Regions from separate parts of the Homo sapiens genome. Here region 1 is linked to region 2. The links are chromatin loops, found by intact Hi-C in ENCODE. Cell type or tissue: mammary epithelial cell. All regions are shown on one strand.

Region 1 (8,000 bases), 96 kb after region 2:
GACTCCCGGGTTCACGCCATTCTCCTGCCTCAGCCTCCCGAGTAGCTGGGACTACAGGCGCCCACCACCACGCCTGGCTAATTTTTTGTATTTTTAGTAGAGACAGGGTTTTACCGTGTTAGCCAGGATGGTCTCGATCTCCTGACCTCATGATCCACCTGCCTCGGCCTCCCAAAGTGCTGGGATTACAGGTGTGAGCCATCGCGCCCTGTCCTTTATTTTTTCAATTTGGAAATAATTATGGATTTACAGGAAGTTGCAAAGAAATGTACAGGGAATTCTGGTGCACGCTTTACCTTGCCTGACCCAGTAACATCTTGCGTAACTACAGTATGTATAAATACCAAGAAAGTGACATTGGTACAATTAACAGAGCTCATTCAGGTTTCTCCAGTTACACTTGTACTCGTGAGTGTGCGTGTGTGTGTGCCTGCGTGTGTGTATCCGTGTGTGTGTGCTCATAGACCTATGCAGTCTGATCACATGTGTAGCTTAGCTTAGTGTACCATCACTACAATTAAGATACAGAATTGCACCATCACCACAAGACTCCCTTATATTACCCCTTTATAGCTACAGCTTTCTCTTTCCCTCCATCCCCATCTCTAAACCCTGGACACCACTACTCTCTTTTCCATTGATAATTTTGTTTCAGGAATGTTATGTAAATGGAATCATATATAATGTAACTTTTCGAGATTGGTGTTTTCACTCAGCACAACCTCTTGAGATCAGTTCATATTGTTTCACGTATCAGTAGTTCATTCCTTTTTATTTCTGAGTAGTATTCAACGGTATGTATGTTCTACAGTTTTTTTTTAACCGTTCACCCTGTTGAAGAGCATTTGGGTGGTTTCCAGTTTTTGTATATTATACATAAAGCTGCTATGAGCATTGCTGTACAAGTTTCTGTATGAACATAAGTCTGCATTTCTCTGGCACAGATGCCTGAAAGTACAACTGCTGGGTGGTATGGGAAGTCCATTTTTGGTTTTAAAAGAAAAAGTAAAAGTATATTTGTGACTGTACCACTTTACATGCTTACCACCATGTATGAGTGATCCGTTTTCTCCACATCCTCACTAGCATTTTATTTATTTATTTTTTTGAAATCGTGTCTCTCTCTGTCACCCAGGCATGCTGCAGCCTCGACTTTCCAATCTCAAGTGATCCTCCCACCTCAGCTTCCCAAGTAGCTGGGACTACAGGCATACACCACCACGCTTGACAAATTTTTGTATTTTTTGTAGAGAAGGGGGTGTCACAGGGTTACCCAGGCTGGACTCAAACTCCTGGGCTCAAGCAATCCAGCCGCCTTGGCCTCCCTAAGGGCTAGGATTACAGGTGTGAGTCACCGTGCCTGGCCAGCATTTGACGTGATTTTTTTTATGTTAGCCATTCAGATAGGTCTGATATCATTGTGGTGTTTGTTAGTTTACATCTTCCTAATGGCAAATAGTGTTAGATATCTTCTCATGTACTTATCTGCCATCTCTGTATCCCCTTTGGTAAAATGTCTGTTCTTGTTTTTGTTCATTTTCTAATTGAATTGCCTGTGTGTGGTTTTTTACAGTTGAGTTCTGAGATTATATATATTCTTTGTTTGATTTGTGATTTGCAAATATTTTCTCCCAGTCTGTAGTTTGTCTTTTCATCCCCTTTACAGAGTCTTTCACAAGCAAAAGTTTAAAATTTTGATGATGTCCAATTTTTCTATTTTTTTTTCCTTTTCGAAACTTATCTTTAAAAAGCAATAGGACAACATCATCCACAAGGGAATGACTCAGTGTCAAAACTACAGCTTTTTGAAGCTATTTCACCATTGCAATGGAGAGAGGAATGGCGACTCCAATTCAACAGATATTTATGAAAGATTTTTTCCAGTGAACAAAACAGCAAAGATCCCCACCCATGTGGCATGGAAATTCAAATGGGAGAGGTAGGCAACGAACATAATAAAGTTAATTACATAGCAGGTAAAAGGGTTGTAAATGCTCTGGGAAAAGAAAAAGAAGAGCAAGGAGTATAGGACGCCGATGGGGGATGTTTGCAGTATTGAATAAGGGTATTGGAAGGGCTTTACTGAGAAAGAGAAATTTGAGCCAACTTGAAGGAGGTGAAGGAGTTAGTCAAGTGGATATCAGGAAGGAGAGGACTGCTAAGACCATAATGTGGGGTGTGCCTGGAGGATTCATGGAGTAGCAAGAAGGTCAGTGTCCATGGCAGAGTACAGATGGGGAGGAGGAGAATGTAGGAGAAGAGAATGTAGGTGCAGATCACATAGGCCCTTGGAGGTCATCATAAGGATTTCACGAAGTGAAGTGAGGATACGCTGCAGAATTTTGAGCTGAGGGATGAAATGATCTGACTTGTTTTAACAGGGTCACTCTGGCTGCTGTGTTGACAGTAGTTTGAAGGAGGGCAGAACAGAAGCAAGGAGATGCGTAGGAGACTACTACAGGGATCCAGTGCAGGGGTAATGGTGGCTTCAACCAAGTGATAGCAGAGTAGGTGGTGAGAAGTGGCTAGATTCTGGATGTATTTGAAAGTAAATCTAACAGAGTTTTCGGTGAAATGAGTGTGTGGTGAGAGAAAGCAGGAGAAGGAAGACTTCAAGATTAAAGTTAAAACATAGGCCCAGGCGCAGTGGTTTACACCTGTAATCCCAGGACTTTGAGAAGCTGAGGTAGGAGGATCACTTGAGCCCAGGGGTTTGAGACCAACCTAGGCAACATAGCAAGACGTTATCTCTACAAAAAATAATTTTGTAAAAATTAGCCGGGCATAGTGGTGTGTGCCTATAGTCGCACCTACTCAGGAGGCTGAGGCAAGAGGATACCCTTGAGCCCAAGAGTTCAAGGCTGCAGTGAGCCATGATTGCACTACTGCACTATAGGCTGAGTGACAGAGGGATACCATGTCTCAAAACAAAACAAAACAAAAGTTAAAACAGAATAAAAGTGGCCCACAGTATAGGTTGTGAATAGAAAGTTAATGAGAGAGAGGGTCAACAAAAAGGCAGTTCAGCCTTTGTGGGAGTTAATTTAACAGTATTTTTTTTAAATTCAAAATGCATATCTATGCTTTGGTCCAACAATATTTTTATTTTAAGGAATTTATCCTTCAGAGATATTGCACATGTACACAGGTATATGTAAAAGGACTTAACTACAGACCTATTTGTAATAGTGAGAAACAGAAACAACCTAGACATCCACCAGTAGGGAAGGGAATGGTTTATATATTATGGTACATTCAAACTATAAACCCCATGCCACGTTAAACTGCATAACATAGGTCTAGTTAAAGCTCTCCAAGTTATATTGTTAAATGAAAAAAGCAAGCAGCAGAGTACTACATGAATTGGGCAAAGAAAATTCTCTCTATATCCACACTTACGTATCTACATATATGTAAATACTTAGGGATAAGCCTGGGATGATACATAGGAAAATCTTCAAAGGAGCAAGGAATGCATGGAAAAACACATTGTACCCTCTTTATACGTTTAAACAGGCACTCAATATTGTTTTAATTAAACACATTTAAATGAGTATACTATATCAAAAGTTTTTAAAAGTAGGGTAGAATAACTATTTCTTGCCAGGTGCGGTGGCTCACACCTGTAATCCCAGCACTTTGGGAGGCTGAAGCGGGCGGATCACCTGAGGTCGGGATTTCCTGACCAGCATGGAGAAACTCCATCTTTACTAAAAATATAAAACTAGCCGGGTATGGTGGTATATGCCTGTAATCCCAGCTACTCGGGAGGCTGAGGCAGGAGAATCTCTTGAACCCGGGAGGCGGAGGTTGCAGTAAGCCAAGATCGCGTCGCTGCACTCCAGCCTGGGCAACAAGAGCAAAACTCTGTCTCAAAAAAAAAAAAAAAAAAGAATTATTTCTCGTTAATAAAGTCTTTTTTTTTTCACTCTGTCACCCAGGTTGAACAGTGGTATGTAATCATAGTTCACTGCAGCATCAAACTCCTGGGCTCAAGTGAACCTTCTACCTTAGCCTCACTAAGCAGCTGGAACTGCAGATGTGAGCCACCAAGCCTGGCCACTGTAAATTAAAGTCTTCACTACTTTCCTTAGAGTCCCCAGGGGATCCTGACCCTCACTCTGGGAAACAACCCCCCTTTCACGATTAGGGAGTAAGTGTTGGTTAGCCAGGGTGAAGGGCAGAAATGAGAGAGTCCAAGGTCATTCTATTTACAAAGGCTCTGGAAGAACCACTGGGGCTTTCCTGTGAGTGATACACCCCAAAGAATTAGTTATTCCTACCCCCTAATCCTGGATCACTTTGTCACTTTCTGCCTTATGTTGAAGTAGCATAAAGTGGCAGACAGAGACAGTACCTGGACTCTAAGGAGCTGGGCTCCAGTCTGCCGCTCCCCTGGTGTCTCTGAGCCTCTGTTTTCTTATCTATGACATCGGGGACAACAGCAAAAGTCAGATGAGAGATGTTGCTGGAAGTGCTTTGCAGGTGGAAGGCTCCCAGCTGTCAGCACTCTCAAGGCAGGGATGTGTCTTTCCCACTCTAAACCAGGGTGTGCTATGTTGTAGGAACTCTGAAATGGATCCTGAATAAATGCATCTGGTGCAATTTCATGAGGTATTCTTGCAGATGAATCAGACTAAGTATCTTGTGAGATTATTACATGGTTTTTTTTTTCATTTAAAATTTTTGTGAGAGTGTTGTTTCTGGATCCATTTAGATTTCTTGTTTTCTTTCTTCAAATTTCATTTTCATCTCCATTCCAAGTGACATTTACTTGCAAGGGCACCCAAGGACAGAATGACAGCAGTACAAGTTTGCCACCTATAGGTGGACATTTTCATTACAAGTGTTTTTCTCTGACCCAGACAGTGGTCTAAAAACACAAACAAAACCCAAAAACTAACAAAAAACCAGTCATGCACAAAACACCCCTGTGACTTTCACTTCAACCTTACTCTTCACATGTTTGCTTTCATTATTCCCGTAAGTGTTGGTATGAATTAGGGTCACCAGCAATGATTTTTGTAACTACAAACTGGTATAACTTTTGCTCTATAAAGATTTGTCTTAAATGTTTTATTATATTTCCTGTCTGATCAAGGTAGATTGGATTTGACATAAATGTTCTATCTCTTCAGAAAATGAACAAAAAACAGATCTAGATCACTCTGCCTCACTGCATGTAATACAAGTAAAAGCATGGGCCTGTGCAGGTATAAAATGTGACACAGACTCTTGAGTAGTGCTGGCCAGTGGACGAAGGAACACAGGACTTGTTTTATATCTGAGCTCCATCCGATCATGTCCTGACACCTGAGCATCCATTTGCTCATCTATAAATTAAGTGCTGGGACTGAATTTTCTATGCAGTTCCTTCTAGCTCTAATAAGCTAAACTCGATGGGCTGAAGTAATTATAATAACAATGATTTCTAGCATTTATTAAGGTCTTACTAGCTGTCAGGCCTGGGCTAAGAATTATCTCATTTGATCTGCGTGGTAAACCTATTAAATAAGTGACACTATTACAAGTAAGAAAACTGAGACTGAGGGAAATTTAGTAACTTGCCCCAAATTATAAGAAAATATGTGCTATGGTCAGAAGTTGACCAGTGACTACCTACTGCGCCCATCATGACTTTAGGCGCTATAATATATATCCAGTGAGTGCCGTTCCCTTTCATATAGTCCCTTTGGAAGCCCACCCAGATATTCTAATAATATTGCCATTACTATGTTTGGATCACTGTTTTGGACACAAAGTAGCCCACACTGGTGGGCTATTTTTTTTTTCTAAGAGACAATGTCTTGCTCTGTTGCCCAGGCATGGCATAATCTTGGCTCACCCCAGCCTCAGCCTACTGGGCCCAAGTGATCCTCCTGCCTCAGTCTCTTGAAAAGCTGGGACTACAGGCACATACCACCATGCCCAGCTAATTTTTAAAATTTTTTGTGGAGACAGGATCTTGCTATGCTGCCCAGGCTGGTCTCTAACTCTTGGTCTCAAGCAATCCTCCCACTTTGCCCTCTCAAAATTCTGGGATTACAAGTGTGAACCACCATGCCTGGCCAAGGCGAGCTAATTTGAATAAAACAAAAAAGCTGGCCTTACTGATGTTTGGCCATCTCCAAAATAAGCAAATGATTAAGCCAACTGGTATTTTTCAATTTATCTACGTCCAATGTATGCTGAGCACGTAATTCTTCATACAGATGGAGACAAAGGCACAGGGTCTGTAAGACAGGATATGCTGTGGGGTGAAGATGTGGGGACTACCAAAGGTCATAAAAGGGAGCCATCACCCAGGGCATAGTGTGCCTCAAAGGAGGAGTGGAGCGTGGGCAGGTCAAGGCTTGGGGTATGGGAAAGTGGAAGAGCTGGGAGAGTGCAAGTAGGTTTAACCAGAGAAGAGAGTTGGTTGCTGGAATCAGTGAGAAAGAATGCTGAAGTCTGGGGCCCAGTGGAGGAGGGCCTTTTGTGCCAGGCTACGCATTATGAAATGCCTTGAAATCCCTTGGTAATGAGGAAATGATCAGTGCAGGGGTCTTGGATGGCCCTGCCTGAGTCTTCATCTCATCTCTGCCCAGCAAGTCCCCTGGGTGATGTTCTTTACCCTCAAGGTATTAGCCATCACCCTACTCCATGGTTGCAAATATTTCTTTTTGGCTTTGAGCCCTCCGGATACTCCAGACCTGTGTTCATATCGCATGCTAGACACATCCACTAAATGATTGTTTTCCTTAGGGCCCTCAGATTCAGCATGGGTGGGCACATACAACTAATATGTCCCTCCTGGTTTTCCTATTTCAGTTCATGGTCTCAACTTGATCAAAGTCAACAGAATCAACCCCTGAATGACATCTTCAGATCTCCCATCTTGCTCCTTTCCTAGACCCCACCAATCCCCAAGTCCAGTCATCGGTGCAGCTTCCCTGGTTGGAGCACACAGATTTTGGAGTCATACAACGAATTTGAATTTGAATTCTGACTCTATGTGGCCATATTATTAGTTGTGAGGCCTTTGCTAAGACATGTAATCTGACTGAGCCTCATTTCATCATCTGTAAAATGGGTAAGATGCCGATCTACAATTTAACCATAGGAATTATATGAGATACCGATATAAAAGAACTCCTTCCCCTTCAGATTCATTCTCTACCCTTTCTATCCTGCTCTATGCCACAGACACTGAACCCATGCAGGGACTCCAGAGGGAAGCGGGGTTCCCTTCAGCTTCTGGTTGGGTTTAACCAGTGGGTAACCATTGAGAGATGGGGGAGAGAAAAGCTGGAATGTTCATTGCATCATCCTCTTCCTGCCATGGCTTTTACATGATCATATTTTTCTAGGCCTTGACTTTGGTGGGCATTCCCTCTTCTATAACTATGGCTCTCACCAGTTGAGGGAGTCCATCTTTCTCCTCTTAGCCTTTCAGACCTGGGTCAAGATCTTACTTTTGCTAGTCCCTCAGTATTTGGCATCCTTTGGTAATATCTGAATCCTGATCCACTTCTGTATACAGTTCTTTTATTAAACTATTTTCAGTTAAATTTTGTGCATATGCCCATCTGTTCCTGCTGGAATCTGGCTATGACAAGGTGCAAAGGGCCTTTTGGAGAAAATGATTTGGCAGCAACCTGCAGGATGCAGGATGGATGACAAGGATGATTTCCACCTAGTGAAAGAGTACCGATGAAGGACTGGGCTATGAGGGGCAGCAAAGTGAGGGTGGAAATGAAGGGCAGGTGTAGATGTACTTTCTTTGCTGTACAGAGTGCCTGCTCTTGCCACAGGCTACCTTGTCTAGGTGACATGTCTGTTTATTGTCTGCTTTCAAAGCCCAATACTACTTTTAAGTAATCAAGAAACCAAAAAATAAATTTGAGGAATTGAACACCTGATGGGCTCTCATAGCTCCAACAAAGCTCTAATCTTGTTTAGCCAGCTCCAGCCCTGTCCCAAGCCTGGTTGTAGCTGATCTTGTGTTTAATCAGGACTAT
Region 2 (8,000 bases):
AGAAATATGAACCATGCACTGTGGGAGCCAAGAAAGGAAGTATAAAACTTTCCCAACGAGAACTAAACATCACGTGAGAACTATGTGCCTTGAAGGGTGAAGAATTTTCCCAATAAATAGTGGTTGTGGAACATTCCAGCCAGAGAACAGTGTGTGCCAAGGCATGGGATAGTGAAAGCCAGGGCATATTGCATGAAGAGTGAAAAACTCAATACAGCAAAAACCTAGGGTATCCAAGGTGACAGATGGAGATAAGGCTGAGGAGGTAGTTTAGGGCTCAGTTGTAAAGCACCCAATGTGACAGGCTAAGGGATTTAAATTTCATTCAGCTGCTATAGGGACATAAAAGGGCTTTCTAAGCAGATGAATGACATAAACTATTTGGGAAGAAGACCCTGTCGGCAGTGTGGAAGATGTATAGAACAGAAGAAAGGAAATCTGGGGGGAATTTGAAGGAAGAAAGGGAGGAAGTTGAATTTGTGGTGGTATCTCACTCAGTAACGGAGTAAGATTTGGGAAAAGTGTTTTTTAAAATGGATTTGTGTCATGGAATACAATTTAGAAATATGGAATATGCATCACAAATGCAGAAAGAGATTTGGGGGCAAATTAGGGGAAAACGTAGATTTGAGAGGGAAGAAGAGGTGGAACACAATGGTGTTCAGTCACCATAAGCCAGAGACTGTGCCAATGTGTCTCATATATAATCTCCTTTAGAATGCAAGTTGTAAGTAAAAATCATTAACATAGATGAGACTCGGAATGATTACTGTTCAGGTTTTAAAATCAGAATGTTGAAAACAACTTGCAATCCTCCCTCTGCCCCCACAACAAAAAGAAAGAAAACATGAAAAAGCTGTAATCCTGTTTGTACAATCCAGAGATTATTTGGGGTTGCACAAGCCACCGGAGGTTTTGTAATGCTGACTGAAGATCAGATGAAATAATCTGAAATACATGACCATTTGCAAGGCAGCACATAGTCACTCACCCAGCATATTTATCATGTTTCTCTCCTGTGTCAGGTGCTGTTATAGGGGCTAGGGCTGAAGGTAACAGAAGGCACAGGGAACGGTCCCTGCATTGAAGGCCTTGCTGCTGATGAAAGAGCCCACACAAACATACTAGAGAGCACAAGAAAACAGCTGGCAAGCTGGCCAGGAACATTTGGAGTTCAGAAAGAAAGTGCAACCCAAGGCAGTGCATAGGGGTCAGTCAAGGAGGGGGCCACGACAGGCAGGCTTCACAGGAAGGGCAGCATCTACGCAGGTGGAAAGGACTGAAGGGCATTTGAGATTATCCCTCACCACCTTCCTCAATTGTGAGCCTTGTGTGTCAGGGACCACACAGATTTTTTTCTGTAGTGGCCTGGGACTAGCCGAATGTCAATCAGTACGTGGAGGCACTTGATAAATGTCAGTTAAGCACTGACCGAAGGATGAATGAAGGGGAAGTGCATTCTTGGAGACCCCTAACACTAATAGCTAACATCTGTTGAGCACTTGCTGTATACTGAGGGTGCCACAAGCATTGCTTCCTTGAATGCTCACAAGGGTTTTTTGAGATATGAATCTTCTGCATCCCCATTTTACCAAGGAAAGAACCAAGCCAGAGTGTTCAAAGTTGCATCACTAGTAAGTAGCAGGGCTGAGATTCAAATCTAGGTTTGATTTAGCATGTAAGCACATGCACACAGGCTACACTGCCAGCCTCTGAGAGACAAATGATGTGATATAGGACAACGAGTACACCTGTGTGTTGGGTGTAGACTAATTATGTAGGAGAGTAGTGGAAGATGATTTTGAAAATGGCAGTAGAGCCACGTGCAATGGCTCACACTTGTGATCCTAGCACTTTGGGAGGCCGAGGTGGGCAGATTGCTTGAGCTCAGGAGTTTGAGACCAGCCTGGGCAACATGGCAAAACCCTGTCTCTACAAAAAATAGAAAAATTGGCCATGTGTGGTGGCACAGGCCTTGACCCCAGAAGGTCAAGGCTGCAGTGGGCCATGATCACACCACTGCACTCTAGCCTGGGTGACAGAATGAGACCTTGTCTCAGAAAAAGAAAGAAAGAAAATGGCAGTGGAAACTAGATTGGAGGAAATCTTAAATAGCAAGAAAAGGGGTCAGGATGCTATATGAAAGACAATGAAGAGCTGATGATGACTTGTGCATAAGGGAACCACAAGATAAAAGGGGAAAATTGTACCTTAAAGTTTGGGAGTGTGTGTAAAATAGAAAGTAAGTAGTGTATCATGTCATCTAAATACATAAATAAATAAACTTTTTTGTTGGTAATAGGAAGAGAGAGGATAGTATCCAAATGGCTATCCTTATTTTTGTTCTTCTTCTTGCTTTTTTTAAATTGAGAGACTGAAGCATATCTAGCAGAAACAAAGGAGTCAGTAAATAGAGAAAAGAAGGGAACAATTAGCAGTGTCACTAAATCAGTATTACAGGAAAAGGAGTTACTCTTGGAAAGGAAAATCACTTGTTTCATGAAATAAGCAGGCAGAAAAGAAGGGCGAAGATACAGACGCATTTTGAAGTGTTAGGAAGAGATACTGAAACATTTCAGGAAGACAGGACTATAAAGCATTCTGTCTTCCCCTAAGAGTCGGATTTAGGATGCTCTTGGAATGGAAAACAGCTGCTGTGAGGATTGAGCAAGAGTAAGCGAGCAGCTATGAGGCCTGTGGCCTGAAGACTGGGCCCATCTGGGAGTGTGTGCATGTGTGTGTATGCATGTATGTAGTATGCATTAAAAGAACACTGGCGTACCTAAATATCCTGGGAAGAAGCTGAGAGGGGTCAAAAATGAGAGAAGGGGGAGAAGTGTGAATAGACAAAGAGAGCTGTGGAAGCGTCAAAGATAGAAAGTCCAAAGGGAGGCATGAGGACCTTGAAACAGAAGGAAACAAATTCATGCCTGATCATAGCCTCCTTTCAAAAAGTGCCACATATTGGATGACAATAAGTTATTGTTAAGTTTGGTAGGTATGAAGTGGCATAATGGTTATATATGTATTTTTAAGTCCTTATCATTTAGAGATGGTCCCTGAAGTAAAATGACATGATGTCTGCAGGGTAAGGGGAGCTTGGGAAAAAAGTAAAAATTTGGAGCAATGAAATATGACATATCTCTAATGAAGGAAACCTGGCCATAAACCAACTAAAGTGGGCATGAAAGAGTGGCAGAATTGTTAAGCCATTTTATTTCCATTACATGAAGGAACAGCAGTGTCATGAAATAAAAATAAATTTCAAAAACAAGATATTCTGTGTCATTCATTACAAGGCATCTCTTATATATATATTAATTTTATGTAAGGAAACTAGCAAGGTCAATTAGATAACAGACATGGGTATATTTAAACAAGGAACCTGTGAGCCTGGAAGGCATATTTAAGCAGTGTAAAAGCCAGCCCGATCATCTCTTTTACTCCCCACACTGAAAAAACTTTTCTTAGCTATCGACAATGCTTAATTATGTAACAGAATTGCAAATGTGAATTAAAAACATGCCTGTGACCTTTTAAATTAAAAAATAGTTTTAGCATGCTACCATGGACAAGCCCTGTCTAGCCTAACTAATGGGGCATGTGACTCACACAAGGGCTGAAATTGGAAATTAGAAATGTAGAAATGCACTGAATAATGAGCCTCAATTATTGCCTGGATGATTTCTTCTTACGTTAGAACCCAATTACCCATTTCCAAGTGAACCCTAGAGACTTCATCCACAAAGGGCTCCTCAGGTTCAGGTGTTTTTTGTTTGGTTGGTTTGGGTTTTTGATGTTGATATATATATATAAACAAAGTTCTCAGAAAAGCCTCATCAGAAACTGAGAATTATTTCCTTATGGCTTGGAAGATACTGCCAAGATTCCCTTTAAGATCTAGTTAGATGGCACTCAACTAAGATTCCCATATGGAATTATTCCCCACACAGGAGCCTGACCTGCGGGAAGCTGAATAAAGCAGAGATTATTTACAAATTCCCAAAGCTGGGGTGTTTTACATTTCTCCCACCCTGGATCTAATTCCACCAGTAAATACAGCACATATTAAGTTATAAAGTATAATTATTAAAAGGCCAAGAAGTATTACAGAGAACTGACCCTCCTGACACTATAAGGCAGAGAGGCCAGTGGCGGTGGATGGCTGGGTGGGCCTGAGAGGCTGCCTCAGTTCCTGATACCCATGGGTTACATAATTACCAACGCAGCCAGAGACAGACTGATTCCAGCAGGTGCGCATCATTGCTTAAAGACATCCTACAGGAATCATCTGCATTTAGAAGGGCAGCCTTCCGGTCAGATAACTTACAACAAGTTCCCCCTCAAATAAGGAAAATACATAATGTGGTAGTTGAAATAGCAAAACCAGGCCTTTAAATAATGCAGTCATTGCTGACACATATTGACTCTTGCTTGAGTGAGTTTTGGTTGGTTTTTATCCAAAGAGGAAGGAAAATTTTCCATGAAACAAAACAAAGCATTTAATGACTGTGATGAAAAAGTAAAACGTTTGTTTTGGCTCATGTCCTGAAAATGTTAGGTAAAACATGTATACAGTTGATAATTACTAGTGAAGCCATTTGCATTTTGTTAATTGAGAAAGCCTCAAAAAAAGTCAAATATTATGGGGAAACTTTTAGGATAACTTTCCTGTGAGCTTATTGTGCCCTAAACTTTTCTTGGTATCATGGTCATATAAAAGAAACATCAGAACCCTCATTCAGCAGGAAAGAAAAATGTATGTAAGGAGACATATCTATATATATGAAAGAAACAGCCTATATAAAGAAAGCAGAATGAAGTTAGGTAAAAGAAAACTTTATCTAACTTCATTCTGCTTTCTTTATATACATGCACACACACATATGCATATATACATACATACATATATATATGTATGTATATATGCATATATATACATGCATACATATATACATACATATATATATATGAAACATGTATTTTGTTAATTGAGAAAGGATGGCTGGGTGGGCCTGGAAGGCTGCCTCAGTTCCTAATACCCGTGGATTGAATGATTACCATGGCAACCAGAGACAGACTGATCCCAGCAGGCTGATTTATTATATGAAATATTATATTATATTACATATATAAAGAAAGCAGAATGAAGTTAGGTAAAGTTTTAGAGTAAATCGTCCTGAGTTCAAATTTCATCTCACCACTTACTAGCTTTGTGACTAAGTTACTCAAGTGAGACTTTGAGTCTTAGTTCCCTCATTAATCAAATGGAGCATATTGGTATCTTCCTCTGTGATGGTCTTTATTCAGACTTCTATGATGATCTGAGCTTGATTCAGTGCCTAGCACATGATAGTTCAATAAATGCTTGTTATTTTTATGATTATCTAAAGAATTTACACTTTCAAAGCACATAGAGAAAATCAAAGACCCCTTGTATGTACTTTCTTATTACACCCTGCAATGACAAAGATTCTTGGCGCCTATCCCATTTGGGACACATAATAGGTATTCAATAAAAGTTGTGGATTAAATTGGAAGTGCAGTTATTTTGGAGAATGAAATAGGTGAAAACAATTATATTTGCAGAAGCAAAAGCCCTAAAACAAGTATTTCAAAGAATCATATTGGAAAATATCTGATAAATGCTGTAACAATGATATATTGATATTTTGTTCAGCTTCATAAAAAATACAAACTATATTTCCATTGAATTAGACAGATATTGTGTAGTTCATTAAATTGGCCAATAGTTGACAATTTCTGAATACTTCAGGGCAAATCAGAAATTCCCAGAGGAGAAAAAGAAAAGCATGTTGGGCATTATGAAAATGCTTAAAAGAGAAAAAAACAGATTGCCAGGTAGAATAGATTGCTACCTGGCAATCTATTTTTGTTTGACCTTAATTCTTCATTCTGAATTTTTAAAATACTTTGGATTCCAAAACAAAAATTATTCAGAGAGTATTTTTAAATGAGAACAAGTTAAATAATCTCAATATTATAGGTTTTCTTTTCACTGAGGCATTAAAAATGTAATCTTTACTTTCAAATTTTCTGCTTTATTTAACAAAGAAGTCCTGCGTAAGTTGTCCTAATGAAACATTGAAAAACCATTCTCCAGTGTCTAATAAAAAACAGACCCATTATTTAATAGTTGCTGTACATATGTATATGCTTCCATTCCCAGGTCTCTTACAGTATGTGTGTGTGCATATTTGTGTGTGTGTGTGTGTGTGTGTGTGTGTTTAGTGCTACCCATTCCAATAGAATCTAGAGCTAAAATGGTTCCTGTTTCTTTATAGCACTCTTTTAGTTGACAGTCTTTTTTGTCCTATAGAGATTTTTCTTTCAATGAATAACCCAGACTCAAAGTGCATATTGGTAACTATATTTTAAACCAAAAAATTCCTCACATAATAAATACATTTTATGCACATTAACTTCGAATTTACTTCAGAAAGCTATTTACAATATAAATAATTATAAATGGGAACACTTTGCAAGATATCATTGACATAGCTAATATTTTCTACTTTACATTCCAAAGTAAAATTTCAAATTACAGCTTTATACTACAATGTCACTAAAAACTATACATTGCAAGACGGTATTTGAAATATTGGCGATCAGTATCTTTTCTCACAAATATAATCCTTTTTATAGCACATTAGTCAAAAAACAAATGTAAAATATTTTATCTTTTTTGAAGTGTCTACTCATAATGTTTCCTTTTTTGAAATATTTCCCTTCGGAAAAAAAAAGAAAAAAGACTTACAGTACTTCCAAAATTTTTTTCCAGGCCAATTTCATTTCTTTTGAAATGTAAACACATCAGGGTTACCGGGTGTAAGTTTAACAGTGATTACATGTGTCCCAGGTCAGCAAATTAGGGCAAATTAACCCCAACCCCATATAGATTTATGAAAGCAAAGTCCCATGCAGCAAAGTTGCAATAAACAAAACTACAAATGTTTGGTTTAAAATTAGCAATTAGGATTTCTTATGTGAACCATCATTTATTTATTTATGTGTGTGTGTGTGTGTGTGTGTGTGTGTGTGTGTGTGTGTTATAATTGGATATGGCACATTTTCATGAATATGATATAAAAATCATATTTTTCTGTGTGCGTATGTGTGTGTGTATGCTTTCTGCATACAGTCCTAGAGAAGGAACTCTGAGCAAACCCCTATTTGGCAATGACCACACTCTCACTTTTTGAGTTAAGCACTATCTGTACAACCCTTACAAGAAATTAGCACCACACAGAAATTTCCCCCAACAATATTTTCTATGTCTGATACCTTTTGCATGTGTCCATAACTGTTGTCATTCATTTAAAATTTAGATGATAACGAATGTTTTATCCACAATTAGTTCCACAGTAAGAACTAGTTCAGTAGATTTTTCTGTCTTAGACATAAATCCCTATTCACAAAAACTTGACATTTACATAAACGTTGAATCATTTATTTGGAGGACCATAGGATTTACATTCTTTTTAAAATCATTATGAAAACAGGATGTATGTCAACATCTATGATTTGAGTGAACTAGGGAACCAAATCTGGGCATTCAAACATTTTATATCAGAAAGACTGTGTTTGATTGTATTAAAGTGTAAGCTATTCCACTAGGCCAGGTGAGTGACCCCAAAATGGTCAAATGCTCAATTTTCCAAATATCAGCATTCACTCTGTCACTTCTAAATACTACTAGGACTGATAGATTGCACTGAATATCTTAGTAATATCCTACTCTTGAAAGAGAGAGCTATAAAAATCAAATGTGTATTCAGAAGATTTCTTTATCTGTGCTGCCATCCATCAAACTTACTTGGTTTAGATCTTGAGGGCGGAAATCTTGTATTTCATTTTAAAATATATATGCATATTTTCCAAATGGTCTTGTACTATAATTGATCCTCATCCCCCATAAGAAGGAGAAATAAAAATTGGAGCACACTACCCTTTTCTAGAAGATCCCCTAAAGCTTATTT

Evidence for each region. Hi-C counts contacts between places; a loop is a spot of excess contacts. Peaks named below come from ENCODE experiments on the same cell type or tissue, not always from the same donor. Only the 100,000 strongest peaks of a DNase experiment are listed, where the experiment ranks them.
Region 1: it touches region 2 in a loop (2.1-fold over the local background); 4 of 110 quality-filtered maps call a loop at or near these places.

What each region holds. Positions count from the first base shown.
Region 1 is chr6:100,474,817-100,482,816 of GRCh38, forward strand. No RefSeq gene overlaps it. Among named protein-coding and RNA genes, the nearest start is that of SIM1, 14 kb to the left of the region's middle. RefSeq lists a silencer at 7,917-8,000. In mammary epithelial cell, a CTCF peak has its summit at 4,810; no DNase peak of the experiment used is centred here.
Region 2 is chr6:100,378,640-100,386,639 of GRCh38, forward strand. It overlaps SIM1 (SIM bHLH transcription factor 1), which reads right to left. Exons shown (of 12, transcript NM_005068.3): 12 at 6,370-8,000. Among named protein-coding and RNA genes, the nearest start is that of SIM1-AS1, 11 kb to the right of the region's middle. In mammary epithelial cell, no CTCF peak of the experiment used is centred here; a DNase peak (open chromatin) is centred at 3,582; H3K27ac peaks cover 753 bases.